6 separate regions of the Mus musculus genome follow, and regions 1, 2, 3, 4 and 6 are each linked to region 5. Evidence: chromatin loops called from intact Hi-C (ENCODE). Cell type or tissue: gastrocnemius. All regions are shown on one strand. Each heading gives the region's core, and the rest is flanking DNA. Links, peaks and the distances in the headings are about the cores only. Region 1 overlaps Dock7 (dedicator of cytokinesis 7). Region 2 overlaps L1td1 (LINE-1 type transposase domain containing 1). Region 3 overlaps Dock7 (dedicator of cytokinesis 7). Region 4 overlaps Dock7 (dedicator of cytokinesis 7). Region 5 has its middle 11 kb from the start of Atg4c. Region 6 holds the start of Dock7 (dedicator of cytokinesis 7).

What was found. Peaks named below come from ENCODE experiments on the same cell type or tissue, not always from the same donor. Only the 100,000 strongest peaks of a DNase experiment are listed, where the experiment ranks them.
Region 1: a loop joins it to region 5, with 3 times the contacts of the local background. A loop is called at or near these places in 7 of 42 quality-filtered maps.
Region 2: it touches region 5 in a loop (4-fold over the local background); 22 of 42 quality-filtered maps call a loop at or near these places.
Region 3: it touches region 5 in a loop (2.9-fold over the local background); 9 of 42 quality-filtered maps call a loop at or near these places.
Region 4: it touches region 5 in a loop (4-fold over the local background); 13 of 42 quality-filtered maps call a loop at or near these places.
Region 6: a loop joins it to region 5, with 6 times the contacts of the local background. A loop is called at or near these places in 11 of 42 quality-filtered maps.

What each region holds. Positions count from the first base shown.
Region 1 is chr4:99,060,536-99,064,535 of GRCm38, reverse strand. Dock7 (dedicator of cytokinesis 7) reads left to right here. Exons shown (of 50, transcript NM_001369286.1): 11 at 421-586; 12 at 3,215-3,357. Among named protein-coding and RNA genes, the nearest start is that of Angptl3, 32 kb to the right of the region's middle. In gastrocnemius, for the core only: no CTCF peak of the experiment used is centred there; a DNase peak (open chromatin) is centred at 2,108; H3K4me3 peaks cover 127 bases.
Region 2 is chr4:98,736,914-98,742,328 of GRCm38, reverse strand. L1td1 (LINE-1 type transposase domain containing 1) reads right to left here. Exons shown (of 5, transcript NM_001081202.1): 5 at 3,843-5,383. The coding sequence ends at 4,213. Among named protein-coding and RNA genes, the nearest start is that of L1td1, 13 kb to the right of the region's middle. In gastrocnemius, for the core only: a CTCF peak has its summit at 2,399 (motif pointing left); no DNase peak of the experiment used is centred there.
Region 3 is chr4:99,055,398-99,059,397 of GRCm38, reverse strand. It overlaps Dock7 (dedicator of cytokinesis 7), which reads left to right. Exons shown (of 50, transcript NM_001369286.1): 13 at 2,504-2,597; 14 at 3,914-4,000. Among named protein-coding and RNA genes, the nearest start is that of Angptl3, 26 kb to the right of the region's middle. In gastrocnemius, for the core only: no CTCF peak of the experiment used is centred there; no DNase peak of the experiment used is centred there.
Region 4 is chr4:98,968,529-98,972,528 of GRCm38, reverse strand. Dock7 (dedicator of cytokinesis 7) reads left to right here. Exons shown (of 50, transcript NM_001369286.1): 34 at 1,638-1,734; 35 at 2,803-2,899. Among named protein-coding and RNA genes, the nearest start is that of Usp1, 47 kb to the right of the region's middle. In gastrocnemius, for the core only: a CTCF peak has its summit at 2,391 (motif pointing left); a DNase peak (open chromatin) is centred at 2,416.
Region 5 is chr4:99,180,586-99,186,000 of GRCm38, reverse strand. No RefSeq gene overlaps it. Among named protein-coding and RNA genes, the nearest start is that of Atg4c, 11 kb to the left of the region's middle. In gastrocnemius, for the core only: a CTCF peak has its summit at 3,164 (motif pointing right); DNase peaks (open chromatin) are centred at 3,125 and 3,764; H3K27ac peaks cover 1,242 bases.
Region 6 is chr4:99,118,818-99,124,037 of GRCm38, reverse strand. It overlaps Dock7 (dedicator of cytokinesis 7), which reads left to right and starts at 3,113. Exons shown (of 50, transcript NM_001369286.1): 1 at 3,113-3,313. The coding sequence starts at 3,276. In gastrocnemius, for the core only: no CTCF peak of the experiment used is centred there; a DNase peak (open chromatin) is centred at 3,099; H3K4me3 peaks cover 2,489 bases; H3K27ac peaks cover 1,416 bases.

The sequences.
Region 1 (4,000 bases), core at 1-4,000, 120 kb after region 5:
GTTTCAAGTAAGACTCAGTTTTTGTTCTGGAGCTCATAAAGACAAAACTTTTCCTGGATTTATCTCTCTTCTAGTTGTTCTCCTATTAATTTCTGTGTTAAAAAGACTGGCCATAATTACGTATCCTTTCCTAAAGACCACTTGTGATGTGTGCTATTGGCTCTAGCCCGCCCCCCCCCCCCCCCCCCAAGGTGAGAGAATCACAAAGAGAAACTGCACACTGCCTTCTCTGAATGTTTGCGGTGAGCGGAGATGTGGGATTGAGGAAAGTTACTGCTCCCTCCCCTGCATACATGCTAAGCCTGTGTTTTGCTGGATTTGCTAAGAATTCAGCACCTTTAGCCTGTCCTTGATATTGTGTGAAATAGCCCTTAGGTTGTGTCTTTCAAGTGTGATCATGGATCAAGTTCTGTTTTACAGAATAAGGAAAAATTGGAGAAATTGAAAAGTCAAGCTGACCAATTTTGCCAGAGACTTGGGAAATACCGCATGCCTTTTGCTTGGACTGCGATTCATTTAATGAATATTGTTAGCAGTGCTGGCAGCTTAGAAAGAGACTCCACAGAAGTCGAGATCAGTACTGGAGGTAAGAGTGCTCAGTAGACATTGTTGCGAGTAGTGATCTCTCCCCTTATAGAGGCTTGTGTCAGTTGGAAGGTTTCCTCAGGTGGCGTTGGTGCCACACAGCTATAATCTGGGTGCTTGGCTGGGTCAGCATCTGCTTCAGTCCCAGGGCAGTGCAGGCTTCATTCCTGAGGCTGTGCCACTCCCTCATCCTAAACCAAAACAAAAGAGAAAGAAAGAGGAAAAGAAATGTAAATATATTATATTTACACATTATTCAATCACTTATTTTTGCTGCAGTCTCGGAGTTCTACAGGCACCATGACAATTGATGTTTGGAACATGTTCACATCCATTAGCAATCACTCCTCTTTGTCCCCAAATTCCTAAGCCCACTTCTAAACAATCACTAATATATTTATTGCCTTTATGGATTTGTCTATTCCAGACATTTAATGTAAACAATTAAATAGTATATGGTGTTTTATGAAGCTTGTTTCATATATCATGGTGTTTTCACAGGTGTTACCTATGGGGTAGTGGCTGCTGGCATTGGATTTTCTTTTGTTGTCATGGTACTCCATTACATTTATATACTGCACTTCAATCTGATTATTATTGGTGATAGTTTGAGTTATTATGACTAATACTGCAGTGAGCAGTCATAGAGGAGTTGTTCGTCTCTGGCACCGGGAATTGAACCCATGACTTCTCATGCATGCTAAGCAAAGCACTCTACCCCTGAACTACAGCCCCAGCCTTTGTAGAAGCTGTTGCATATTGTGTGTGTGTTTTTTTCTTTTGACTATATAGCTAGAAACGAAATTGCTGCATCATGTGGTAATTCTCTAATAAAGATTCTGAGACTCTCAAACTATCTCCAGTGTGGCTGCCCTTTAAAAACTCTGACAGTCCTGTATAAAAGTTCCTGTTTCTTCTTATCTTTGCCAGTAGTGAATACTGTCTGATTTTAGTGACAGCATCCTACACTACATCCCAGTGTAGGCTAAGCAGCATCTCATTCTGGGTTGGATTTTCCTTCTCTGATAACGAATGACGCTAGGTGTCGCCTTGTGTGCTTTCGCCCTTTGTGATCCCCTTTGGAAAAATACATATCCACATACTTTGACCATTTTAAAAGCTCCTTAAAAAAAAATAACTTATCAATGCTTGACTTTTAAAGGGGGGGTTTTCACCTTCTAGTTTTTGAAGTATTATTCTTCAGTGTTTGTTTTATTATTATATAACCATTTCTACTAGTAAAATCTAATGATTGATGAATCTAGTGTAGTAATTTTAGTGCTGTGTGTTTTCCCCTTCGTTTTTATGAGAAGGCTTGTCAGTTTTTATAAACTCTGTTTACTGTATTTTTCCAGTTTCTCTTTATCTCCTCTCTCCTGCTGCCCTCTTGTAACTTTCACTTCTTTGGATGTAGTTTCTCTTTCTAAGAACAGGTTTCAGCGTATAATTGTCTTCATGACTTGGCTTTCGCAGGGTTGGCATGGAGCCATGGGTAATCATGCCCAACTTCTTTAGATTCATAGTTCCTTACAGTGTTCGATGTAATTACTCACTTGAGAGTTTGTTTTCTATATTTTAAGTTTGACTCTTGCTGTTAGCCTAGGCCAGCCTTGAATGCGCAGTTCTGTCACATTAGTCTCCCAAGCCCTGGGATTGCCAGCATGTGCCGCCAGGTCAGAGTGAATGCTTCTTCTCTTCTGGTTGGCACCTTCCCTGCAACCCTGCTGTAGCAGCCAGTCTCCCACATGTTTTGGTGTGCTACATCCCCACACATCTTATTTGTAATTTCCCTTGGGGACAACTCCTTCCTAGTAGCTTTTTAGAAGTTTGTGTGTGTGTTTCACTTCTGCATATTTGTGAATTCCCTAATTTTTTTATTGTTAATTTATAGTTTAATTTTCCAATTCTTAGCAATTATTTTCATCCTTTTGGTCTTTTCATATCTTGTCTTATGTCTTGGAGAATGACCTGTAACTGCTTGAAAATAATGTATATTCTGCTTTTCCTCAGTAGAGTATGGTCTGCTAGACCACATTGCTTGGATATTTTTAAAGTCTTCTCTTTTCTTGTTAATCTGTAATAGCATTGTTCCTTTAGTTTACAAAAATGGGAATATCTTGTATGTGTGAGGCCTTGGGTTTGCACCCCAGCTTCATAAGGAAAAGGATAAGAAGAGGAAGAGGAAGAGAGGGGAGGAGGAGGAGGAGGAAGAGGAGGAAGAGGAAGAGGAGGAGGAAGAGGAGGAGGAGGAGGATGATTCAGTCAAGACTTTGAACTTGCAACTTCTCTTTTGAATTTGTTTCAATTTGAAACAGCTAAGGCTGATTTGCATGCAGTTAATTATATTTCATAGGGCTTGCATAGTTCCCTCCAGCTGATTTACATCTTCTTTGGTTATGTGTGTAGATTATTATATGTTCAGAGACTTTGTATTGTAGAAATGACAACCAGATGATTCAGATGGAATTGCTTTCTTAAACCTTCCCCAGAAATGGATTCTTGTAGTGCACCTACAAGCTGAGCAAAATAGCTTTCCACATCAGTGAGTTATTCCTTACATTGGGAAAGCTAATTAAAAACGGTTTTACATTTTATGAAACTGACAATCGTTTTATCTCCTCTTTGGTAGAACGGAAAGGTTCTTGGTCAGAGAGGAGGAATTCTAGTCTTGTTGGCAGGCGGTCCCTGGAGAGGACGACCAGTGGGGATGATGCTTGCAACTTGACCAGCTTCCGGCCTGCCACCCTCACTGTGGCAAACTTTTTTAAGCAGGTAAAGTTTGTCATGTAGGCGTTCTGGGGCCGTGCTTGCACAAGGTTTTACTTCCTTTAAGGAGAGTGGTAACTATTCTATGCACGTCTATAATGTCAAGGACTTCTAACAAATTTAAGAATAAATAATGAATATGAGTTAAAAACAAGTAAAATGTGAACTAATTGACATTGTACCCGCTTTATCACTAATGTTATTTAAATACTCACATTCACATTTTAATGCATCAAAACTTGTCTTTCACAGCTATATCTTACCCAGTTGTAATGGTGAACTTTTAAATTTTTTTATAATTTGAAATTATGTATATGGACATGTGTAGCTGAGCACAGGTGTCTGCAGAGGCCAGAGACTCAGATTGCCTTGTAGCTACAGTTACAGATGGTTGTGAGCCGCCCAGTATGGCTCCTTTGCAAGAGTAGCGAATACTCTTAGCTGCTGAGCCATCTCTGGTACCCAGTGGACCTTTTCTTAAACACTGATGGCTTGTGAATTAGAGTGGTCATGTGCTTCCCCACCCGAAGTTTTCTGACTTTAACGGCCTTATCTATGGTTTGTGGAATAGAAACCCCATTTCTGTGCTCAAACTAAGTGCTGCTGAGGTAAATGTCTGTATCCAAGATCCTTTTATCAAAGACATTTT
Region 2 (5,415 bases), core at 632-4,631, 440 kb after region 5:
TCAGGTCCAGGCCTTGTCAGGCCCAGGATCCTGACCCTGATTCTCCTCTGACTGAGAAATAAACACCCCTGAAGGAGAAACCAAAAAAAAAAATTTTTTTTTTTGCCATAACTATCAAATCTCACTCTAGAGGGAGAGATTTCAAATAAGAACATTAAAGTAGCCGGGTGGTGGTGGCACATGCCTTTAATCCCAGCACTTGAGAGGCAGAGGCAGGTGGATTTCTGAGTTTGAGGCCAGCCTGGTCTACAGAGTGAGTTCCAGGACAGCCAGGGCTACACAGAGAAACCCTGTCTCGAAAAAACAAACAAACAAACAAACAAACAAACAAAAACAAAAAAACCATTAAAGTAGCAATGAACCATGTTATCAGAATGAAAACATTTGAATTGAACTCATCTGGAAACCCATGTTTTCCTGTGGAAATTTCACAAACAAGATTATGAACCAAATACATAATGAAAACACATGCCCCGATGTCCTTGAGATTTATACAGAACTTCATTTGACCTTTTTCTTTGGCTGATACTTTTAGCTTATGAGCCTGTGTGGTCTCATACAACACACCTCCTAAATGAGTTTATAATCTCATTCATTTAAGAACAGTTCTTTATGGCATATATTTTCGTTTTCTCATTTATTTTATTTTACACAGAGACAGGGTTTCTCTGTGTAGCCCCGGCCATCTTGGAATTCACTTTGTAGACCAGGCTGGCCTTGAACTCAGAAATCTGCCTGCCTCTGCCTCCCAAGTGCTGGGATTAAAGGCATGCGCCACCACCGCCCAGCTAGTTTTCCCTTTTAAGATCCATTGAGAGCAACATCACTCCCAAAGACTCTCAGATCACATATATTACTATTGTTGGGATGTATATTCAGCCCTGCCTCAGCTCACACTCACCTTTCTTGTGTGTTACACACGTGGATGAGCATGTGCAGGGGCAGTGATGGAGTGTTTTTGGAGGATCGGCTTTTGCATTGAGAAGTTTTAGAAATATCTTAATACATTCCGCTCACAGGGATTTTTCTTAGTAGACATGACACCTACGATGACTGAACCCATGGCCACAGTGCTTAAAAAATATAGTCTCTTCACTTTAGGATGACAGATGCAGCAAATGCCATTCATCAAAGCCTTTCCTGAAACCCACTGGTGATAAGGCTCCAGGAAAAGGTGCTGCTTCCTGTGAAAACCTAACAATGTGAGTTCAGTCCTCTGAATCCATGCAAAAGGGAGACAAGATAGCTGGGTCCATACAAGACCTGTTCTGACCTCCATGCGTGCACATCGCGCATGGCATGCACTAAGAAACACTCCCCTTCCTTTTAATGTCTTAGGCCTATCGTGGTGGTGCATACCTTTGATCCCAGCATTCAGAAGGCAGGGGCAGGTGGATCTCAATGAGTTTGAGGCCAGCCAAGGCTACGGAGTGAAACCATGTCTTAAAAAACCTAAAAGTTGAAGAACACTCTGAGCTGCATGAAGTGTAGTCAAAACCAAAGCCCCTCCCCTCCACAGGTACACCTGGGAGCGGCACCAGGCGCTGAAGAAACACTTCAGATGGACCCTAACTAACCAGGAAACAGGCACTGTCCTGGTTGCCAGACTCAACATGAAAGGAAGAGGAGGTCGAGACTTGGTGTCTCTGATGTAGAGACAAGAGGAAGAGAGAGCGGAAGTGCACAGCGAGCCTCTCCCTCCTGTTGTGCCAGCCTCCTGCCAGCACACAGGAGCTTTACCATCATCCTCTGTTTAGAGCCTGGCATGGCCCAAGGGGTCCTCCTGGGACACTGACATCCCCAGCTAACCCTCAACTTTGGCAGCCTTGAGGAGGCTCACACTCTCTACCTCAACACATAGGCATCAAAGTGGAGATGGCGTGTCCAGGATACCTGATGTTAGCAGGGAGGCTCTGTAAACTCTGAAGATTGACATTTGACCAGGATTTGGCTTAGGAAAACCCTTATCTTCTACAAAGTTAAAAGTTAATTAAGATTACAGTCCCAATCAGCAAGATTCCTAGTGATGGGGAGAATAGCCAAGCAACTTCTACTGTGTGGGGTCCTGTGGGCACTTAAGACAGGAAGGGTAGCTGGCAAACCCAGTGCTGCCAGGAGCAAGCTACCTCTCTTCTTCCTCTCAGAACTCCCCAGGGAGTAGGCTGTGGAGACATTTCTTCTGCCTCCAAAATCAAACCATAGGAGCCTATCTGGTAGGCCACAACTGGAATCACACAAGCATTTAAAATTTTCTTTTGGTGCTGGGATTGTACCCAGAGCTTCATGCACTGTAAGTAGGTACTCTCTCATAACTTATATATCTGTTTAAGACAGAGGTCCTGATTTCAATTCCCATGAACCACATGGTAGCTCACGATCATCTGTGATCTGATGCCCTCTTCTGGTGGTCATGAAGCCACAACACTTACATACATAAAATATGTGAATAAGCCTTTTAAAAAACAAAAGCTCTCCATAAACAAAGACCCACATAGTTTACCCCACACTGGGACCAGCGGAGAGACATGCCTGAATTATTAAATCTGGGTGGAGCCAACACTGGTAGAACTCTCAAGATGAGACAACTAAATATGATCTCTTCTTAAACTTGCATAAAATTGAGTTTCGCCTCATGGACAAAACTCCTTGGAGCTCGTATCTGTCTTCCTTTACTGTGGTAGGAAATGGGGTGTCACCTGTAGACCTCACTGTCTTAACATGCCATCAGCCTCCCAGAAGACTGGAGTTCACAGGCCTACATGCCAATTTTTATAGCTTGAAGGCCTTTGACATTCTGTAAGATGGCCTCCCTATGTTGCTCAGGCTGGTTTCGGACCCCTGAGCTCATTGGCCCTTCTTCCTTAATCTCCTAATAGCCAGAACTAAAGGTTGGGGCTTAGTTTGTTTTTAAGACTATTACTTGTGTGTGTGCTTTGCTTGTATTTATCTCTGCGCACCATATTTATACCTGGTACCCCTGGAGGCCAGAAGAAAGCATATGGTTGTGAACTGCTACCTGAGTGCTAGGAGTAAACGCAGGTCTTCTATCAGTCCCAAATCAGCACAGCAAGAGACCAAAACAGGGCTGGAGGGATGAGTCTGGTTATAAGTAGTTAGAAGTGCTGCTGCCTGCTCTTCCAGAGGACCTGGTTTCAAGCCCCAGCACCTAACAGGTGGCTTGCAGTCAGTCATCTGTAATCCCAGTCCCAGGGCATCTGAGGGTACCAGGCATGTGGTACAAACATACATGAAGACTAAACGTCTATACATGTAAAATAAACATCTTCTAAAAGAGACAACACAGCATCGAGGATGACTGTGCCGTTTTACATCTGACATTTATGTCAGGTCTGAGTGAGGACACAGCAAGAGAGCTAGCAGGCTTTGGTTCCACTCCCAACATGGGAAAAATAATAAAACCAGGGGTGCCTGGCACTGTCTTCTGTAGAGTCCCCCAACCTCACAGGGGTGTCAGGGCTTGCTCAGTTGTCCTAACTTGCCCCAGGATTAGACACAATTTTCACTGCATGGTGTTTTCCCAAAAACATAACTTCAGCACTTGGCAGGCTGAAGCAGGAGGCTAGTCCTAGCTACATGGAGAGGTTCAGGACAATTTGGGATACTGGAGACCAGTGTAAAACAAAACAAAACATGCTATTTTCTTCTCTCAGATTTCTTCAGTGTCTCCTCACTAAAGACTGATTTCAAAGGAAGCACTATCTATGCACACACAGTCACGTGCTAAGGTAAAGACTCCACTAATGGATGGGTTGAAGCAATACAAGGTAGAAGCGATTAGACAATCTACAGGTTCTCTGGAAAATAAGCAGGGACATTAAGTAAACCAATGACAAATGCAAACTTCAAGCTTTAATATGTAATAGTAAATAATAAAGCAATGTAATCTTGTTGAGTCAGTCAGCCTGCAGTCTCTTCTAACTTATCATGTCCTTTCCCATCCCACTGTGGCCTCTAGTATTTTTCCGTGTGTGGTCACACTGACAAGATTCCTCCTTACCAAGGTAGATAGCTACTGAAAAGCTACATACGCTGTCTAACTCAACCAACACTCAGGGAGTTACACCGCTTCCCCAGCCCCTTTCCCTGGGGGAAAAAAAGTCAGCCGTCCACCCTTCAAGACAGAGACGTGATGGTCCACTGTCCAACTCTACTTGGTTTTGTATTTTGGTGGACAGAGAGCACTCCAGGTTGCTAATGTATATTGTTCAACAGATCTTTCAAATAGGGTATATCAGAGATAAACTTCTTGAATTCCTCAATATCAAAAAATATCTTGGTTTTACCTTTAAAATCAAATGCCAGTTTGGCAGGATAAAGGATTCTTGGCTGAAAGCCTTCGTCTTGCAGAATTTTTATGATACCACACCACTGGCTGCGTGCATCTATAGTACCAGGTGATAAGTCAGCTGTCAGTCTGATCTTGGACCCTCTGTAGGTTATTTCTTGTTTTGCTCTGGAAGCTTTTAGGACTCTCTGCTTATCACTAGCACTCCCAAACTTCACTAAGATGTGTCTAGGCGTGAGTCTGTGCTCATCCACTGAATTAGGGACACGATGAGCGCTGACAATCTCGAGGCTCTGGTCTTCTAGCTCGGCAAAGTTTTCTTCAATTACTTCCTTAATTATGTCCACCGCTCCGTTCTCCCGGTTTTCTTTCTCTGGAATCCCTATCACTCGGATGTTGGAGCTTCGAAACCTATCTTCCCTCTCTCTCAGCCTTTCTTTATCAACGATCTCCCTGGCTAACTGCATTGTATCCTTGGTCAGTCCCTCCACGGCATCTTCCTGTTCGCTCACCCTGGCCTCAATCGTGCAAGCTAAGGAATTCAGATCATCCAGTGAACTTTTCATATTCAGGACGTCGGAAACGTAAATGTTTTTGATTTTGTCGACCTCCCTTTGCATCTGTCTGATAACACTGATCACGCCTCTCTTGAAGTTTTCTTCGGTTTCAAGGATCAAGTCTGCTTCTTTGGCTGTTGGCTCTTCTGTTTGCGGCACCTTGTACCTCCCCTTTTCTATGTTCGTTAAAAGTGGAGTGACTTGTGACAGAGCACTCAACTTTGTACATGAATGGCTTTTAGGACCATCGCTACCTGCCCCTAAAGATTCTGATGGAGAAGTCAAATATAAGGTTAGACACGGCATCCCGATCCTTTGAGTAGAAGCAGCAGCTGCTCCTCCCTCCTGGCATCTCACCAGCTTTTTTTTCTTAGAGTCCCAGACCAGGTAACTAAAGGCAAGTTCTTTAAGCCCATGGAAGGTCTCCTTTTTCTTAGTCTGGGAAGCCGTCTTTCTGTTTACTTCTTCCTCTGATTCAGAATCTACTACCAAACTAATGAAGCCAATCTCCTCAGCACTCCTGGTGATTTTCCCAACACCACATTCTCCTGC
Region 3 (4,000 bases), core at 1-4,000, 130 kb after region 5:
GCCTTATGTACACAGTTAGCCTTTGCTTTTGTAGTCAGGCTGCGCCATTGAACTGGCACTGTAGTTAGGTGAGCAGCCACACCGCCGCCGCCGCCGCCATCACCACCACCACCACCACCACCACCACCACTGCCGCCCACTGCGTTTCCGCTCATGCAGCTAATGCTTTCCCACATCTGCTGTTTGAAGCACGACAATTAAAATGTATGTTTTATTTTCTGTTTAGATTTATTTGTTTTACATGCATTACTGTGGTTTTATGTGCATATGTGCCTGGTGTCAGTGAAGGCCAGAGGAGGGCATCAGAGTCTCTGGAGCTGGGACTGCAGAATGCAGAAGGTCTTCAGCCACTGTGTGGGTGCTGGGAATTAGACTTGGGGCCTTTGCAAGAAAAAAAATACTCTAAACCACTGAGCCATCTTTCCAATCCCTAAGTATTAAAGTATTATGTAACTTACATAAAACATAACAGGCTGTCCGTATTAGTGGTAATATGTAATATCCTCTTATATGTGTACAATATATAATGCTTATGTAGCTTAAATATTTCTAGCTCTTCAAATATTGGCTATATCTTTATTGTGAAAACTACTTTCTTTGAGTATTTTGAAACTAAGCATCCACTATTCTGATCTGTAATCACTCTATTAGATCGACACATACAGTGGTCCAGGCTTTAGTACTAGCAGCTGGACACAGCACAAACTGCTCTTAAAACTTAAAACCACAGGGCATTGGAAAGCATTGGTGTTGACGTTCTTTATTGAAAATATTTATCCATAAATATGTATTACTTTTGTAAGTATTTTTAAATACCTAGAAAATTGTATATCACAGAAATGCAAACTAAGTAAAAGTAGAGGTTGTACTTTTACTTAACAAAGTAGACTTCATGAAGTAAATTTCTCCTAAGTAAGATTCAACCCTTCTCCCAGTTTATGAGAAATTACTATCTATAGTTGTGGTATAGTTAATCATGTAAGGTTTCAAATGCACCAACCCAAAATTATTAGAAATACACAGAGATTTTAAAACAAAAGTAAATCCATACAATAGTTATAAAGACATTTGTTCTGTAGATTAGTAAACAATTGTTTTGTTTGCTTCAGGGGTACACAGTAGTAAACAAGCCAGCGATCTGGTGGAGAGTGTCGGCTTGACCTCTCTAGTGAGTTCAGCTTGACCACACATTTGGAGGTTGGCTGGATCAGCTGATCTCGATTGGTTTCTAGGAAAACTCAGCTTTTCCATCCACTAGAGGCAGAGATTCAGGAGAGGGTAAGCCAGGTTTCATGAATTGCTTATAGGTTTCAGTTTGCATATTTGCTCAATGACAGGAGGGGCTACATAGCCAAGCACCGGGTAGGAAATTATGTCCCACCCAGTAAAAGGCACAACACAGATGGTAATCATCACTAAGGAATCGAGACTGGCAATGTAATTTAATATATTAAGTAAATAAAAGTAAGTCTAAAGAAAATCCCGAGTGTATTAATGAATAAAGATTGAATATCTGTATTCTGTGCTCAGTAAAGAGAATATATTGTTTTAGCAGCTGATGGAAAACTTGCATTCATTAGCCACATAAAGCTCCTGACTTTCTAAAAGCCACATTTTCTATGTGTGACTCGGTTAAAGGACTGTGCTAGGGGTAGTAACTCCACAGAGTCACTATTTAGACATTAAAAAAATCACTTCCCAAATAATGGTACCTAGGGATGCTGTCTCCCATGTTATGAATAAGTGTGAGCTGGCTCAAGAGTGTGAGCTCACAGAGGCAGAGGTTGCAATAGCCCGGTGCCAGTGCCATGAGAGTGCAGCGTAGACAGCGAAGTGTCCCAAAGCAGGCAAGGGTTTCCTTTCCTTATCATTGTAGGTAGAAGGAAACAATAAATACTATTTCATTCTTCTCTGTCTCTCTTTCTCTCTCTCTGTCTCTGTTCCTACCCGCAGCCCCTTCATCTTTAGTTGTGGTCATTTGGAGGTCTGTGTTGGTCTTCATGTCAGGATAGCGGTGCTTCTCCTACCATCATTATATTCATTATTTATTTATTCATTACTATACACCTATATACATAACTTATAATGTGTAAAGATTCTGCATTTCAGAAGTTTTAGAATATAAAGCTAAAAGACATAATTTCAATTGTGACTCTCTCTGTAACTGTCCCATGTCCTTGTATTTGTCTCCTTTTTATTCTGTCTTATAGCTGCAGTCTTAGTTTTCCTTTTATAGCCTCCCTACCTTTAACTTGCATTGGCTGTCTGTATGCTAGATGTCCTACGATAATTTATAGGCTAAGTAATAGATCATAACTATGTACATAGATTAAAATGGTTGGTAGCATTACAAATCTCAGTCAGGTTTGAAACAAGAAACTTCGGAAGATTTTCATTCTCCTGAATATACCAATCTTTCCCTCTGACAGCACTACGTAGAAGCCAGTGCTTATCTCCTACTTTTGTCTTACTAAATTCTTTTTCTCAATATCATTGAAATCAGGAAGGAGACCGTTTAAGTGATGAGGACCTGTACAAGTTCCTCGCTGATATGAGAAGGCCGTCTTCTGTCTTACGGAGGCTGAGACCAATTACAGGTATTTTTCAGATTTTGAGTGATATGGTAATTCTCACTGATAATTATTTGCTATCATGTTTTCATTTTCCTATTTATCTGGCTCACTCATCTTTCTGTGCTGAGTGTTTCATGGTTCTTATCTCATTATCATGTAAGCAAACAGCTTGAATTCAGGGTTCATTACCGTTATCAACTGAGTTCTAAAATGAGATCTATGAATTATAATTGTGGCTTAAAGTGATTTAAAACAATAAATGTTAAAAAATGCTTTACTGTCACCGTTAGAGCAAACAGTCCAGAATAGAACTGACCAGGAGCCTGCTAACCCCGATGATAGCGTCTGAAGAGTTTACCAAGCTGAAAACCAAGTCACTTCTTTACTTTGTCCAGTTGGTGCTAGAGTCCATCCAACGTCTTGGTTTGCTATCCTGGCACTTGTTCTGTAGACCAGGCTGGCTTTGAACTCAGAGATCTGCCTGCCTCTCCTTTGCCCATCAAGTGCTAGGATTAAAGGCATGTGCCACCAAACCCAGCTTGCTGGCTAGGTTTTTAGTTCTTCACTCCCTGAATGGGGGATAACACTTATTATTTTACATGCACGTATGCATGGGTAAGTCATTTTTAAATTTTGATAAATGAAATGATTTCTATATCTAAGTTCTTTTTTATTTTGTTTTGTTTTGAAGATGGGGTTTCTCTATATCCCTGGCTGTCTTGAAACTCGCTCTGTAGACCAGGCTGGCCTCTAACTCAGAGAATCACCTGCCTCTGCCTTCTAAGTGCTGGGATTAAGGCACATGCCACCACTGACCAGCTTATGTCTAAGTTCTTAATAATATTTATCTATACTGTTTATCCCATATTTTTTTACAAAATAATATTGAAATTCCTCTAAGAACATTTTCTCTGTGTTAACCAAATTCTGTGGCTGTGACAGACTACCTCACAGGAGAATAAATTACTTGAGGCTAATCCACTTAAATGGAGGAAAGATCTAGTTTGGCCCATCTTTTCACAGCTTCCAACCGTCAGTTGAATGCCTTTGCTTTGGGGCCCATTGTGGAGCAGAACACTTTTGTGAAGCTGCCTAGGGCAGAGCAAAGCTGCTTAGTTTGTGGTGCCCAGAAGTAGATGGAAGTAGGAAGGACCAGGGGATGCTCTTCCAGGGCATACTTATAGTGCATAATTTCTTCCACTAGGTCCTACCTCCTAAAACTACCATGTCCTAGCAGTACCACATCTTGTTGGAAAAGCCTTTGAGAAGCACTTCAGACCCAAGTGTAGCCATCACAGAACATTTATATTCACATTGACTTTATAATGTATTTTCTGCAGCTCAGCTGAAGATAGACATTTCTCCTGCACCTGAAAATCCCCATTACTGCCTAACCCCAGAGCTGCTTCAGGTGAAGCTGTACCCCG
Region 4 (4,000 bases), core at 1-4,000, 210 kb after region 5:
GTCTTCATTACATAGAGTGATCTCTGTTTCTTAATAATTTTAAACTTCCTATGTGAATGCTGAGCTTTTCCCTTTGTTGTTTCTCCATCCTCTCAGACAGTTTTTAGTCTCACTGTTTTCAGAAGTGGGCTTTTCATTTCCTAATTGGAAATGAAATCTGATTCCATCACATGCCTGTGGATTTCTCCACCAGCCCTGGTGCTTTGTCACTCAGGATAAAGTTCTGGTGCCTGTTAAAAGGCTCCCCATGCCATCCAGTCTGCCTTCAAACCTATAGTCCTCAAGGAGGAAGCGCCCCTACCGGCTTCTCCTATAGAGCCAGGAAGTAGACCAAAGGAAGTCATTGTAGACTGCTCCTGTAGAAGACAGAAGTTTAGTTCTCATCACTTATGTCAAGTCTCAGTGAGTGTGTGTGTGTGTGTGTGTGTGTGTGTGTGTATCTCCCCCTCCCCCCCATGTACACAAAGAATATATTTTTGAAAAAGAACTTATTCTGCTACAGGTGTTTAATCTTTTTGTGTCTGTGATGTATGTTTACCTGCATGCTTGTATATGTGCATGTATGGTGCGTTGCATGCATGTGTGGAGACCTACGGTTGATGTGAGAATCTTCTTCAATTATTCCTCCTTATTCTTTGAGGCAAAGCCTTGTAGTTAACCCAAAGTGCTATGATATGACCATCTTGCTAGCCAGCTTGTTCCAAAGGTCCCCTCTGCCTCCCACGGCTAAAATTACAAGCAGGTTAGCACATCAGCCTAGCATGTGTGTGCTTCTGGGAATCTGAATTCTATCTCTTGTTTACATGGCAAACACTTATTCCTGGAGCCATCTTCCTAGTTCCTATTATGCTTTTATATGAACATGAATTTATTATGTACTCAGTCTATCCCAGATACTTTATTATTAAATGATGAACAAGGGGCATCATGTCTGTTGGGTAATATGGTCTTATATGAATAAATGCTATAGAGCCTACAAGGTGCTCACATCTGTAATTCCAGCACTTGCCAGACTGAGACAGGAGGATTATGTTAAATTCATGATCAGCTCTGGCTACATATTCCAGGCCAGCCTGGACTACTGAGTGATACTGTGTCTCGTTAAAAATTATTAATTAATGTTATGACAGGAAGCAAAGCAAATACTTAGGTAAGGATTTCTTGGAGGGTGGGAGAAGGTTCCCAAAAAGGAGGTGGATGGTTTTTAACCAGTAGAAGTTGATGAGCAACCCAATCAGATAAAGCTCTGATTAGCCATTGTGTACATCCTAAATCAGGAGCATGTGTGGTGAGGTTACCCATTCCTGCAGGGAGAGCAAGAAGGTAGCATGACTAAACATACTCCAGTACACTCTTGGGAATGAGCTGTTCCATTTGGCCTTATAACACAGCCCATGTAAGAGTCTTTCTTTGCTTATTTAAAAGGGTTTTTTTCTCCCCAAGATATATTCTATATAGAAAATATTTTCTCCTTAGTTATTATGAAAACTTTTAAATAAAAATCATTACTGCCCAGTTCTTCCACTTAAACTGAAAGAAATGGCTATTTATAAAATCAAGAATGCCCGCTATTTCTTCTGTATTATCAAATGTGTATATGGTCCCACTGAAATACCATTTTGAAATTGGTTTGACAGAGAGGAGCCCATCTGGAAGCGCCTTTGGGAGCCAAGAAAACCTGCGGTGGAGAAAGGACATGACTCACTGGCGTCAGAACTCAGAGAAACTCGATAAGTAAGACGATCCCGTGTGCTAACGGCTGCCTAGGTTTTAAACACAAAGAAAATCATCTTAGGTTTTTTATTTTTATTAGGCATTCATCTTAGAAGACATGTGTTTGTTTGATTTTTAAGTTTTAAATTAAAAACTGAGAAAACGACTTTATATGTTATAGTAAAATATATTGCATATTTAAAAACTGATTTAAAAATAAATAAGGCAAGCTCATTTACTCAACTAATCCTCCATGGGATGTCCAACATGTATATATACTTTGTTTTTCCCATGTGGAAGAGGTTTCATTGGAAGGGAGAGACAAAGTAGTGGCAGAGAGAGAAGAGGGCGAGAAAGAAGAGAGGGGGAAGAAAGGGTTTATACACTTTTGTAGTAATTATAATCAGGTTGTTAGCAGTATCTAGTGCCATTCTTTTAAAGTTTTGTTTCTAATGTATGATTCCACCCAGTCTTATCTAAGACTTAAATTACTGTCTGAGAATATTTGTATGTATAGTGAAGAGGGAATTACATAAAATCTTAGAAAATGTAGTGCTTTTATTGTTGTTGATAAATACATTGAAAATGTTTGGAATCTGTGAGGAGTGCTTAGCTTTTGAACACTGCCTTAGATACAGCAGTGTGTAGACCGAGCACCACCTAGTGTCTGTGGTGACCGCTGTGAAGAGGAGTGCTGTCGGCCTGAAAGGCAAAGCAAACATGCATGCCCTCAGTGGCACCTTGTGGGGACTGATGGATAGGTTGCTTGGTGTAGTATCACTAGGAAGGCAGAGGCAGGCAGGTCTCTAAATTGGAGGACAGCCTGGTCCACATAACAAGTTCTAGGCCAGTCAGGGATGTACAGTGAGAACCTGCCTCAAAACAAAAAAAGATGTATATGTTGCTATACAGTCAACAAGACAGGGAAACAGAAAATTTCAATATATTAAATACTGAATCTTTCTTCTTTCTGAGTTTTCCTTGACACAAATAGTTTCAAGGTTTCTGTTTTAGTGAATCTTTAAGTTGTTTTTTAATTTCTGGCCTTTTGGAAAGATAACTAAAATTTCTTACAATATTTTGCATCAGGTCAAGAGCAGAGATAGAACACGAAGCACTGATTGATGGAAACCTGGCTACTGAAGCAAACCTCATCATCTTAGACACGCTAGAGATCATCGTCCAGGTAAAGACGTGCAGGAAGCTTAACTACAGATTCAGCAGGCCAAGATTGGGAAATCAGTTTGAGGCACACAATGGTGGTCAGACATCAGTAGTTCTAAGTAGTTGGTGATTCTCTACTTATAAATTCTATTTCTTTCCAAGTTTTCAAATGTTTATTCTTTGAGGGTGCTTATAAAATCTACATCTGTTTGTCATATTCAAGGCCTTGTCTTTTGTTTTTAATAATGGGGTATCCCACTGGAATATAGTTAACATGTAGCATAGAGATATGCTGGTTTTATTGTATCTTCTACATATTAAGCAGTAGTTTAGGTTTTTATGTGTAGTGACCTATTGGGTAATTTTACATAACTGCAAACTGCCTTATCAGTCACTTTCTAGACATTAGTACCCTGTTAGTGACAGGAGCCACTTAGGAAGTGTTTCAAGCAATGTCCTAAGCGCTTCACAAGTGTTAACTTATGTGGTCTTCATAAGAGAAAGGCTATTGAAATGACCACTATCCTGCTTTTGTAGATAACAGTAGTTAGCCACAGAGATGTTTCAGAGTGTCCCATGAACACAGGAAGAAAGTAGGAGAACCAGAGTGTGAATCCGTTCCCAGGATGCTCCAGTTGTTTTAGTAACTAGTCTCTCACCTGTTTCTGGCAGTCCCTATCTGCTGCTGTCACTCTCTCAGGGTCTTAACTCAATGCTGTCGTAATGGCTGCCTACTTCATAGCATTCGGTATTCTCTCTGTAGTCTGTTCTGTTCACTTCCTTAAGGTTATTCTTCTTAGATTTTACTTGCTGCTATCCTGATTGAAAATTTCAAAACATAAAACCGCCAGTATTTCTTGGAACTAGAGAGATGGCTGAGTGTTAGGAGAATTGGCGTGTAATTGTGAAGACTGCAGACCAGATGCTAGCACCGACATAACAAAGCCTGGCTTCTCGCTTATGCCTGTAACCCAGTTCCAAAGGACATGAGGACACATGAAGGTCACCGAGGCTTGCTGGGTTTCAGCCTAGCCAGGAAGACACAAGCCCAAGGTTCAAAGAAACCCAGCCTCAAAGAAATAGTCAGAGCATGGTAGAAGACACTCAACACCCTCTTCTGGCT
Region 5 (5,415 bases), core at 797-4,796:
TAGAAAAACCCTGTCTCAGGGAAAAAAAATTAACTTAAAAAAATGTATCTATTTTTATTTTATGTATATGGGTGTCTTGTCTGCATGCATGTCTGGGCACCACTTGAATGTTGAGTGCCCACAGACAGTTGTAAACCACTTAGCCATCTCTCCAGCCCCTAAAATTAACCCTTGAATACCTGCATTTCAGCTAGGAATGGCTGAGATAACTGGAGGCCAAGAATCACCATGAAGGTGTTCACATTAATGAACATACACACATTAGCAAAAATGTCTAAAATTAAGCATGTCAAGAATAGCAACTTACATGCACATAATGTACGATTTTAAATTTTCAAAAATAAAGTAGCCTCCTCAGCTAACCTGTTATTTCAGGAATTCTAGGGGCGGGTTAAATTCTGCCCAATTGTGTGTGGTTGGCTGGGTTTTTGTTTTTGTTTCGTTTTTGTTTTAAGACAGAACTTCTGACCCTCCTGCCTCTACTTCCTGAGACTAGGACTACAGGCAGGCAGCACCACACTCAGTCCATGTGGCCCTGGGATCAGGCCTAGGAATTTGTTCACACCAGGCAACACTCTTCGGGGCCACATCCAGAGCCCATCAGTAGTACTTTAAGATTCATTTTGCTAAGGGCTCATTTTGATGGCTTGAAACAAGAATCAGTACTAGGGTTCAAGTAGGTCAGTAATGTGTGCTACATGATGGATATTCCTTCCCAGAAAATCACCAATGGGCTATAAGTCCTAATCTGTATTTCAGATTACCCAAACACCAAAGCGTTTGGGGTGGCTCTAGCTATGTGCAAGGTATCAGGCTCTTTCTGGATAAGCTGCCGGGATCCCTTCCAGGGCAGAAATGGGAGACATTCTTCTGATGGTGTTCTCTATAGTACGGCTGCGTGTCATGGACTTGGATACCCAGGAGGCATCACCCAGAATCACCAGAGGACTTCTATTCAGAGTCTGGGTATCCAGATGCAGGAAAATGATTGCCACGGGACTGCTGTTGCCACCATCTGAGTTTCGCCTCCATCAGGCTAATCATTAAAGGCACTGTGTGGGTGTCTTTCTGGAACAAGCACTCCCATACCAGTGGGAAGGAAGAGAGGAGAGTCACAGTGGACCAAGGCCAGGACAGCTCCTGAAACACTTTGATCCTGGGTCCAGTTCAGTTTCTCATTTTATACTTTAAAAGCACAAGGTGGGACAGGCAAGCAAGCCAGATTTTGAGAAGCATACGTGACAGCCAGCAGGGTGTTAAGGGCGATGACCCACTGTTTCTGTTGTTTTTCCAGGTCATTCTGTTACAGGTAGCAAGGGTAGTCGTGCTTGGCAGATATTCAGTCCAAACGGTGCTTTAAATAAATCACTAAATAAAAAACATAAATCAGAATTTAATCATTGATCTTTTCTAACGTATTCTATTTCAACATAAACCAATGAACACAAAATGGTACGTAAAAGCAGTGGCAGAATTTAAATACCAAGGAAATAAAGCTGCCAATCAACGGGTGAACTAATGGACTAAATACAGTTTCTGTCAGAGGAAACATAAATACCAAATAACTATTTTTCTAAAGTTCAAAATCGCTTGTCAGTGGGGAAATGAAAAATTAAAACTACTTTGTGCTACCACCTCACCCCAGTCAGAAGGGCTGTCATCAAGAAATCTGACAAGAGATGTCAAGGGGGACATAAAGAAAGAAGAAACGTAGTCACTGCTGATGGGATGGATGCAAATTAATACAGCCACTAAGGAAATCGGCATGGAGGGTCCTCCGAAACATCAAAAGGGCAACTACCATGTGACCCACATATCCCACTCCTGGGTAATGGCTGAGAGAACTCTGTATCCTACCATAGAGAGATGTACACATCGGTGTTTACTATTGCTCAGTTTACTGTGGCAAGGCAGTGGAAGGAATTAAATGTCCATCATCGACGACCAAATAATGAACACCTGCTACAGTTATAAAACAGAACATAGGGCTGGAGAGATGGCTCAGCGGTTAAGAGCACAGACTGCTCTTCCGAAGGTCCTGAGTTCAAATCCTAGCAACCACATGATGGCTCACAGCCATCCATAATGAGATCTGATGCCCTCTTCTGGTGTGTCTGAAGACAACTACAATGTTATTTTTAATAAATAAATAAATAAATAAATAAATCTTTGAGAAAAAAATAAGATAAAACAGAACATTATTCAGCTCTAAAGAGAAAAGACCCAGGCATGGCATGGTGGCACACAACTTTAATCTCACAGATGAGGAAACTGGCTGGCTGAGAATGAGTGAGTGGAGACAGTTTGATCCACACAGTGAGCTCCAGGCCAGGCAAACCTCCATCCACAGTGAGACCCCTGCCTCAAAACAAAAACAGAAACAAGCAAACAAGAAGGCTTGAAAGGGTTTCAGGACTGGAGAGACAATGAACAATAAAGCATATGCCACTTTTCCAGAGGACCCCGGTCTGATTCCTCGTGCCCACGGGATGCTTCACTTCCAGCTGTAGCTCCAGTTCCAAGGTATCCGCTGCTGACCACTGCGGGCACCAGGCATGCGAGTAGTATACATAACGTGCATACAAGCAAAACACACATAAAATGATTGAATAAATCTAATACAAATCTTAAAATAATGTAACAGTTAAGAAAAGATTGCAGGAAAAATGGATGGAGTTAGATTGTACGATATTAATCGAGGTAAACGTCACCCGTTACTCATACGCAGATCCTAGCCTATAGTGTGTGTGTGTGTGTGTGTGTGTGTGTGTGTGTGTGTGTGTGTGCGTGTGCGCGCGCGCGCACGCGCACACGCTTTACATGAGACTACAGTAGAACATTTTGGAAGGAGAGCAAGCATGGGCAGTGTTGGACGACAAGGAAGGACAGGAAGCAGCCAAGGACACGTGAACCACGAAAGGATAGCAGCTAATTGGTTTTCTAGTTTTAACTCTGTCACAGAGTTTTCTTTCAAGCAATTCCCAAGCATGAATCTACTTGTCATAAATTGGGACTGATGTATTAATGGCACCCTCCTTAATTATGAAGCATAGTGCCAAGTTTCCGTGGAGCAAGCTTCCACTGAAGTTGTGCTCAGTCTCCTTTACTGGAGAACAAGCAAGCAGGCATAAAACCCCAGTGAATTAAACCTATTTCACCCAGTGGCCAGTAGATGGCGATAGTAACTTGATATTTGATTTTTCAGTTCCTTCTAAAAGGAACTTCTAAAAGTGTTAAAAAAAAGAACACTTTTTTTTAAAAAAAAAATGGAGTAGACCTACTTCTGCAGGAATTATGGAATGAGTTAGCCTATATTCAAATAAGACTTAACATCCACAGTAATAAATTCACATATAGAGGTATCTGTTCTGTCAAAAGCTCCATATTTTAAACTTAATATTGTTAATAGCTAATAAAATAGTTCTGAGACCATTTTTAGCTGGGACCTAGAATTTCAATTGTTTCATCTGTCTGTCATAAATAAATGGATTCTGTGTGTGTGTGTGTGTGTGTGTGTGTGTGTGTGTGCATTAGCGTGGGAACGTGCCGGTTCGATTTTTATTATTTCCTGCAACATTAGACCCCTCAACTTATTCCATAGGTGACCCTAAATCTTGGATATCCCTTCAAACATCAAGATAATCGTTCGGGCCCTTGTACCCATTTCATTGGTTTCGGTTGGAGGCTGTACTCAGGGAGGTCACAGAACCTTGAGTGAGACGCCAAGACAGTTCCCACGGGGAGGCTGACCTTGGAGCCAACAATCCCAAGAGCTGAGGAAACAGTGTCTACTACTCACAGTGCTCACTGGTTTTGGCATGCCACCAAATCCATTTCAGACTGGCCTTTGAAGAAGAAAATGAGATTCAAGGAGAAGAAATTAAGCTGGAAAGAAACCCTAAAGCCAACTGGAACCCACCAGTCAGCTTTGCCATGGAATTCTTAATTCCATTTTCCATATAGACTGTCTGAAATTGGGGTTCTGTCCCTTGTGACCTCCTGGTTAGCGCTCGTACTGTCTGAAGCAAGCAGAAGCAAGCTGTGGGCACTGTTTTCTGGCTCCAGCACCTGTCACAGTGTCTGTGTTACAAGCAATTTGTTTTCACACCTGTCTCTCTAACTAGACTTGCAAAATCCCTTCGGAGACTGTACTTGATGCATCCTATCTCACACATCAATAGCAATGCAAAAATGAACGTAATTAGTAAGCTCTTACTGAATTAATACAAAAATGCAAAACAATAAACAGTGCCTGAGCATAGATTTGGAGCTCACAGATTGCATAAAGAAAGAAAAATACAGTCCAAAATTGACTTTACAGGCACAATTCTTGGGTTCTCAGACTTCACATTTCTCTTAGCCTGATCACAGTTATAACTCAACCTAAGATCCTCAGATTCAATTTATTTCTCTCTCTCCTTTACTCTCCTTCTGTCTAATATAACTGAATTCAGAGGTGGAATGAACTTGCTGTGACTTCTCTTGGTTTCTTTTCTTTGATTTTTCTGTTGTCCTTAAACTCATAGGATAGCCAACCCATGCTTTCCGTTTTCCTCTGTACTTGTTACACAAGAAGAGAAAGACATCTTTGGGAGCAAAAAGCTGTCTTCTCAGAAGCTCCAACATATGCATTTTTGCATCTAATTAGTCTAAAATGATTAATAAGGTCAAGGTAAATTCACCCAATGGGTTGGCAAATTGATAATTCAATGGGCCCAGTGAAGACAGTCTTCCCAGGGCCTGCTTCTGGAACTGAGTATGACCCGTGACTAAAATTAGGATAGGGTGTTCCACAAATGAACATTGGCAGAATTGACACAAGGATCAAAAATAGATTCAGGACAGCAAACATAACAACTGTAACAGAAATCAACGCTGGGGTGGACGCCAGAAGATTCTGACACAAGCCCAGCAAGAGACAGCCAAGCCCTGGGCAAGAAGTCAGTAGAGTTCATAGAAGTGGCCAGACTCAAACGCTGCTCAAAAAACGGGTGGATGGTGCATGATGCCTAGCTGGCTGGAAAGCTGGAAAGTGGTTATCAATCACAGATGACTCCAAATGGGAGTTTTTTTCTTCCAGGCGGACACAGTTAGCCTGAGTTTTCAGATGTACTAGCCTGGGTTTTTACAGCATTGGCTAAGCTAACCTAAAGAGCTCTCACTGGTTCCTATGGAGGTTCTTGGTGTTCCTGCTGTGACACACTGCTTTTCTCTGCCACACTCCTTCAAACATCAAGTTCATGTCTGCATCAGCTTCTTCATGCACTGTACTAGACAAGACTAACTCAACAACACAGTCAAGTTCGAAATTATTTTGAAGTAGTTTTTGAAGTGTCAGAAACTGGCTCCTTTACAATAGGAGACACAGCTGGGGTGGCTGCCCCGCGGACAATTCCCCTGTGACCCTTTCCAGCT
Region 6 (5,220 bases), core at 1,221-5,220, 62 kb after region 5:
GCAAATATTCCTTGTACAGTAGCCTCAGAGCCCTGAGCATCCCCTAACCCAAATCCTCACTGGTATTGCAATAAAAGATAGGACACAGAACTCATGGGACTTTTCCTGCCCCCCCCCCCCCGTACCGTATTCCTGGGTCTTCTGTTTGAGGGCCTTTCAAACACTTGCACATCTAATGGGAAGACTGTCCTGAGCGTTTCCTGCCCCATTAATGTACACTTTTGAGGCTACTCTTGGGAAAGTGGTTTTGGCTCCTGCTAAATTGTTTTGTTGGCTGGAGCTTGGGTCCTGAATGCCAGCCAATAATCAGACTACTGACATTTCCAGAAAAGCAAGGGTTAAACTCTGCTCACTTCACACACTGCCTCAAATGCAGCAAGCAGTCTAGGGGGGAGTACCATGATTTCTAAATTACAAAACTGATGCTAGATGTACTCAGCCAACTTCCTAAAGTATCCAGCCTCACCACTGAACACACATCATAAGTGCATAAGAATTTACCTCTCCAAGACGATTCCCTAACTCTTTGAGGATAGAAATAAGTCTTAATTACATTGTATTTCCAGGAATGAACATGTACATTGACTGACTGAAGGCCTGTGTCAGGTAAGACTAAATAATATTATCCAATTCAAGATAGCTGAAGGACTGGCGAGATGGCTCAGCGGGTAAGAGCACTGATTGCTCTTGTGAAGGTCCTGAGTTCAAATCCCAGCAACCACATGATGAGATCTGATGCCCTCTTCAGGTGAGTCTGAAGACAGCTACAGTGTACTTACGCATAATAATAAATAAATCTTAAAAAAATAAAAAGATAGATGAAAAGAAAAAAGGAAGGAAGGAAGGAAGGAAGGAAGGAAGGAAGGAAGGAAGGAAGAAAACTCTGAACTGAATAAACAAAACCCCTAGCAAAGTCCAGGGCTCATGTCATATAAGGGGCCATAAGGAGCTCACCTACAGGATTTTTGCTCTCTTCATTGCTCTGTGTGGCTCTGAGTCCAGAAGAAGTTAATGATGTGAAGTCCCTGGTTCATGGTCCTGATGCTCTTGGCTTGATTCATGTGCCTAACCTGAGGCTGGTCCATTTGTCAGGACCAGATCACCCCCCCCCCCCACACTCTTAAAAATATCGGTGAGGTAATCAACTCCTCAGAGAACAGGGGACTGAGATGCATGTACATGCATGCATGCCTGTAAAGGGTTGTGGGGCACATAAACACTGGGCAGCCAAAGCAATTCTATTTTCATTTCCATTGCTGAGGTCTGTGTATCTTTCCTTTAGTTTGGATCTCTACGGCATATGGGTACTGGCTCACACTGGACTTGGTTAGTTGCAGGACAGGTCTTCCTGAGGTCAGGGTCACACTTCCTGTGTGGAGTCTTCCCCAGACTCCATTTCTCCGGGTACTTTTTTTTTTTTTTTTTGAGCCGCTTGTTCCATTCCTACTGTTTCCAGTAAGCTTCACAGTGCATGCAATGTCCTTTCAGACTCTTTGGCAACTAGTGAGTCATGTATACAAAGAACTATTCAAAGCAAAATGTGCTCAGTCTCTAAGAGAGTACTGAGAAGATGTTTGTCAAGCAGAGATAAAGGCCTACAACATCTGCCTGGGAGCATGAAAGCAGACAAGCCATCCAGAGACTCTGAAGCACCAAGGACAAAGTCAAGTATACCATGGATATTGATAACACCTGCGAGGAAACTGTAGCAGCTAGGTAGGTACCCACTGCAGCCCAGACCCCACACTTAGACCTTGAATTCAGTGCATCTTCACACTATGCTTGCAACTAAGTAACACTGTTCCGGTTGTTTAAGTAATTTGCTCAAGGTCACATGGGGAGGAGGCAGAAAGCAACTGGGTTTCTATCATGAACAATGGAAAGGTCTGGAACAGTGTTACAGCAAAGTTAGACTTGGAGCAGCTGTATCTTTCCCCATGGACTCAAATATTCTGAAAACAGAACCGCAGCTAGCTCACATTTGGGCTCTAGCATACCTGCATTTAAGTACATGTTAAATATATACCCACCTCGAATGGGCTATCCTCACCGTAAACCAGTGTTTTAAAGGCATCCAATCACCTGGTTCAAACCCAGGTTAGGGTACAGACGGGAAGTCCTGGACCCACTTAATGAGTGCTTTCTGTTCTGTATGACTGGGCAAGTGACCAGGCTTCAAGCTGAAGGTTTCGCTATGGTGAGAGACAATCTAACACGCTCCACAAGGATACAGAGGACATTTAGTAACTGCAAATAAGGTATATTAAATTCTTAAAACATTTAGGAGGGAAGGTGTCACAAGAAGCCAAAGGATTTTTCTTAGTTTCACAATTTCAGAACCCAATGCATTAGAACAAGACTGACACAGGTTCTATTTATAGAACATCAAAAGGATGGAAAACAGTTCATCTGATGGATATGCATGTACGCATACATATGAAATGAGAATGCCAGAGTAACTGTAAAGGACTCACAAGAGAATTCTTTACAGGGATAACTGTTCTTGGAGAAAAGGGCCTGGGCTCTGGGTCTCACGTTCACGGGAGGAGCTTGCCATGTGTGACCAAGGGCAAGTCACAGCTTCTCTGAGACAATTTTTTTCTCTCTAAAATGGAGCTAAATCTACTTCAAAGAGCTGTTGTGGAGATTAAGTAAGATCATGCGTGTAAGCTTGGCCATGCACCACAAATCAGCGATTATCACACCACCTTTGTGGGAGAGTTCTTTCTACAAAGAAGAGCCATTGTTTCTCCAGCTAGACCCCACTCACGAGGTCGGGGCGTGCAAGAAAGGTGCTTTAAACTGCCTGGAGTCAGGAGCTGCAGGAACCAAGCCGCAAGGCCCTTTCCATTTCCTAACCTTCCCTTTGGGGAAAGCACAGCCCCGCGCGCGTTCGGCGGCTACGGTCACGGCCCCGTCGTGGGTCTTCCCGGTCGTGGCGGCAGGGCAGCGAGGGCTCGCGGCCCGGTTCCACACCCGGCGTCGCATCAGCTCCCGCGGGCTCCGGCGGCCTTCCAGCCCGGCCTCCAGCCGGGATTGGCGCGCGAGGCGAAGGGGGGTGGCGGGGGCGGGGGCAGAGAGAGGTTCCTCGTGCGCGCCTCCTCGGCGCATTACGGTACCCTGGTTCCGCGCTCCAGCGGCCGGCCCAGCCTCGCGGTGGGGTCCGGAGAGCCGACGGGCGAGCGCGCGGGAGGGAGCGCGAACGGGAGCGCGAGGAGGAGGAGGCCGCCCAGCCCCGCGTCCAGCCCCGCGTCCAGCCCCGCGCCGCCGCAGCCATGGCGGAGCGCCGCGCCTTCGCTCAGAAGATCAGCAGGTACGCGGCGGGGAGCCCGGCCGGGCCCCCGGGGTGCGAGGGTGGGTGTGGCGCGGCCCACGGGCCTTGCCGCGCGGTCCCGGGCCTGCAGTCCGCGCCCCGCCAGGCCCGCAGGGCGTGCGGCAGCTCGGCGGTTCTTTGTGTCCGCAGTCGCGTCCTCCCCGGCGCTCCACGCCCACGCCCCGGCTCCGGGCGCCCCAACAAAAGGAACTGGCGTGGAGGCCACGGCGCTCACGCACCCGTCGCCACCGCTGACAGCACCCCGGACGCCCCGCCCGCCCCAGCGGCTCCGCACCCACGCCTGCACAGGCACACTGAGGCCGCAGTGCAAAGTTATGGGCTGCGGGACATGGGAGCACCCCACTTACCCGTGGGCTCGGTGGGCGTTCTTTCTCTGGCCCCAGAGGAAGATGGATGACCCGACCCGCACTGGGCTTTATGCGTGGGCCTAGGAGTAAACCACCCACCGAGGATAAGGTTCCCCAGCAGTTTACCTCCCTGTCCAGATAAAAAAATGGAAGGATGTTTGTAGAATTTAGCTATGGGATGTACTTATGGATAAGGAACTAGGCATTGTTTGTTTGTTGTCTCATTAAAGCCTTATTTCTGCGACTTAGGCTTAAAGAAAGGCAACATTCAGATGAAATTTTGTGATGGCTGTATATATTTCTGTGGTTCTGAATCTTTTTAGCTTGTTGATATTTGTAGAAGGTTTTTGGATATGTTGGAGAAAAGCTTTTATTAGTTTCCGGACCCCCACAATGTTAAGGCTTTTGGGACACTTTTTTTTTTTTCCCATTTAAAACTAACATCTCATTGCATCTCTGTCTTTGGCTAAGATCAGATGTAAATGAACCCTTTTTGAGTTTTAAAATATGTATTTCATATTCTTCTTAAATAAGTTCTTAGGAATATGGGTGCTACTGGTAGACTAAGATAAATTACAATACTGAGTGTTTTTAAAATCGGGACCTTCACCAGGTTGTTGAAATTCTCTTGCATGTTAGTTGTCTCATCTGAAAAATGGTAATAATGGTATCTAGCTTATTGGGTTGTCGTGAATTTTAAATGGTCATTTTTTTTATAAAGCACTTAATAGTGCATTGTCCATATTATCATTGAACATTTGTAATTGGGATTGGAAAGTATGAGTTTTTGTTTTGGGGTCTTAAGGCATGCCATTAAAGGACACATTTTGTACAATTCTTTTAAATAGATCTTAGAGTTTATATCTCATAAAGTAAGTACACCCTTGAGGGTAAGGTATGAAATATAGATAGTGCCTCTTCTCTGTGAATGGAGATATCAGATGGAACTAGTCTCAAGACAGAAAACAGACTCTGTTGTGGAAAGCAGCCTCAAACGTGAGTCAGGCTAGCCTTGGAAGTTACAAAATCAAGGCAGGGAAATGAAGCCTGTGCTGTTGCAGGAGACGTTTAGGTAGACATGGCAGTGATGAGTGATTGCGAGTGGAAGTTGAGGAAGAGTGGGGCCATGCGCCTTTCCTGCCACCCAGCTTTCCAGCTGTGCAGCCAGCTGAATGATAGAAGGACATCTACTCATATCTAGAGCTGTGCATAGGAGGAAGTGGTTTCCGAATTGGGGATAAGATTGGATGGAAGTGAGGATTCAGGTGTAGACATCTTGGCTTTGGGGGCTTATATAGCATTAAGTGGAGACATCTATTAGCTTTTTGGTACTGGCTTGAGACGTAGGAGAGAATGGGGACCTCGAATTCAGAACCATCAGGAAGTAGACGATGAGTGAAGCCTGAGATGCTGATAGGGTCATAGAGAGAAAACCAAGGACAGAATGCTGTGCGCAGTTAGTAGGTATCTATTATGGATGAGTATGGGTCCTCCTTGTTACTGAGTATCATTAAATAAGACTTCTGAAGAAACTTACTG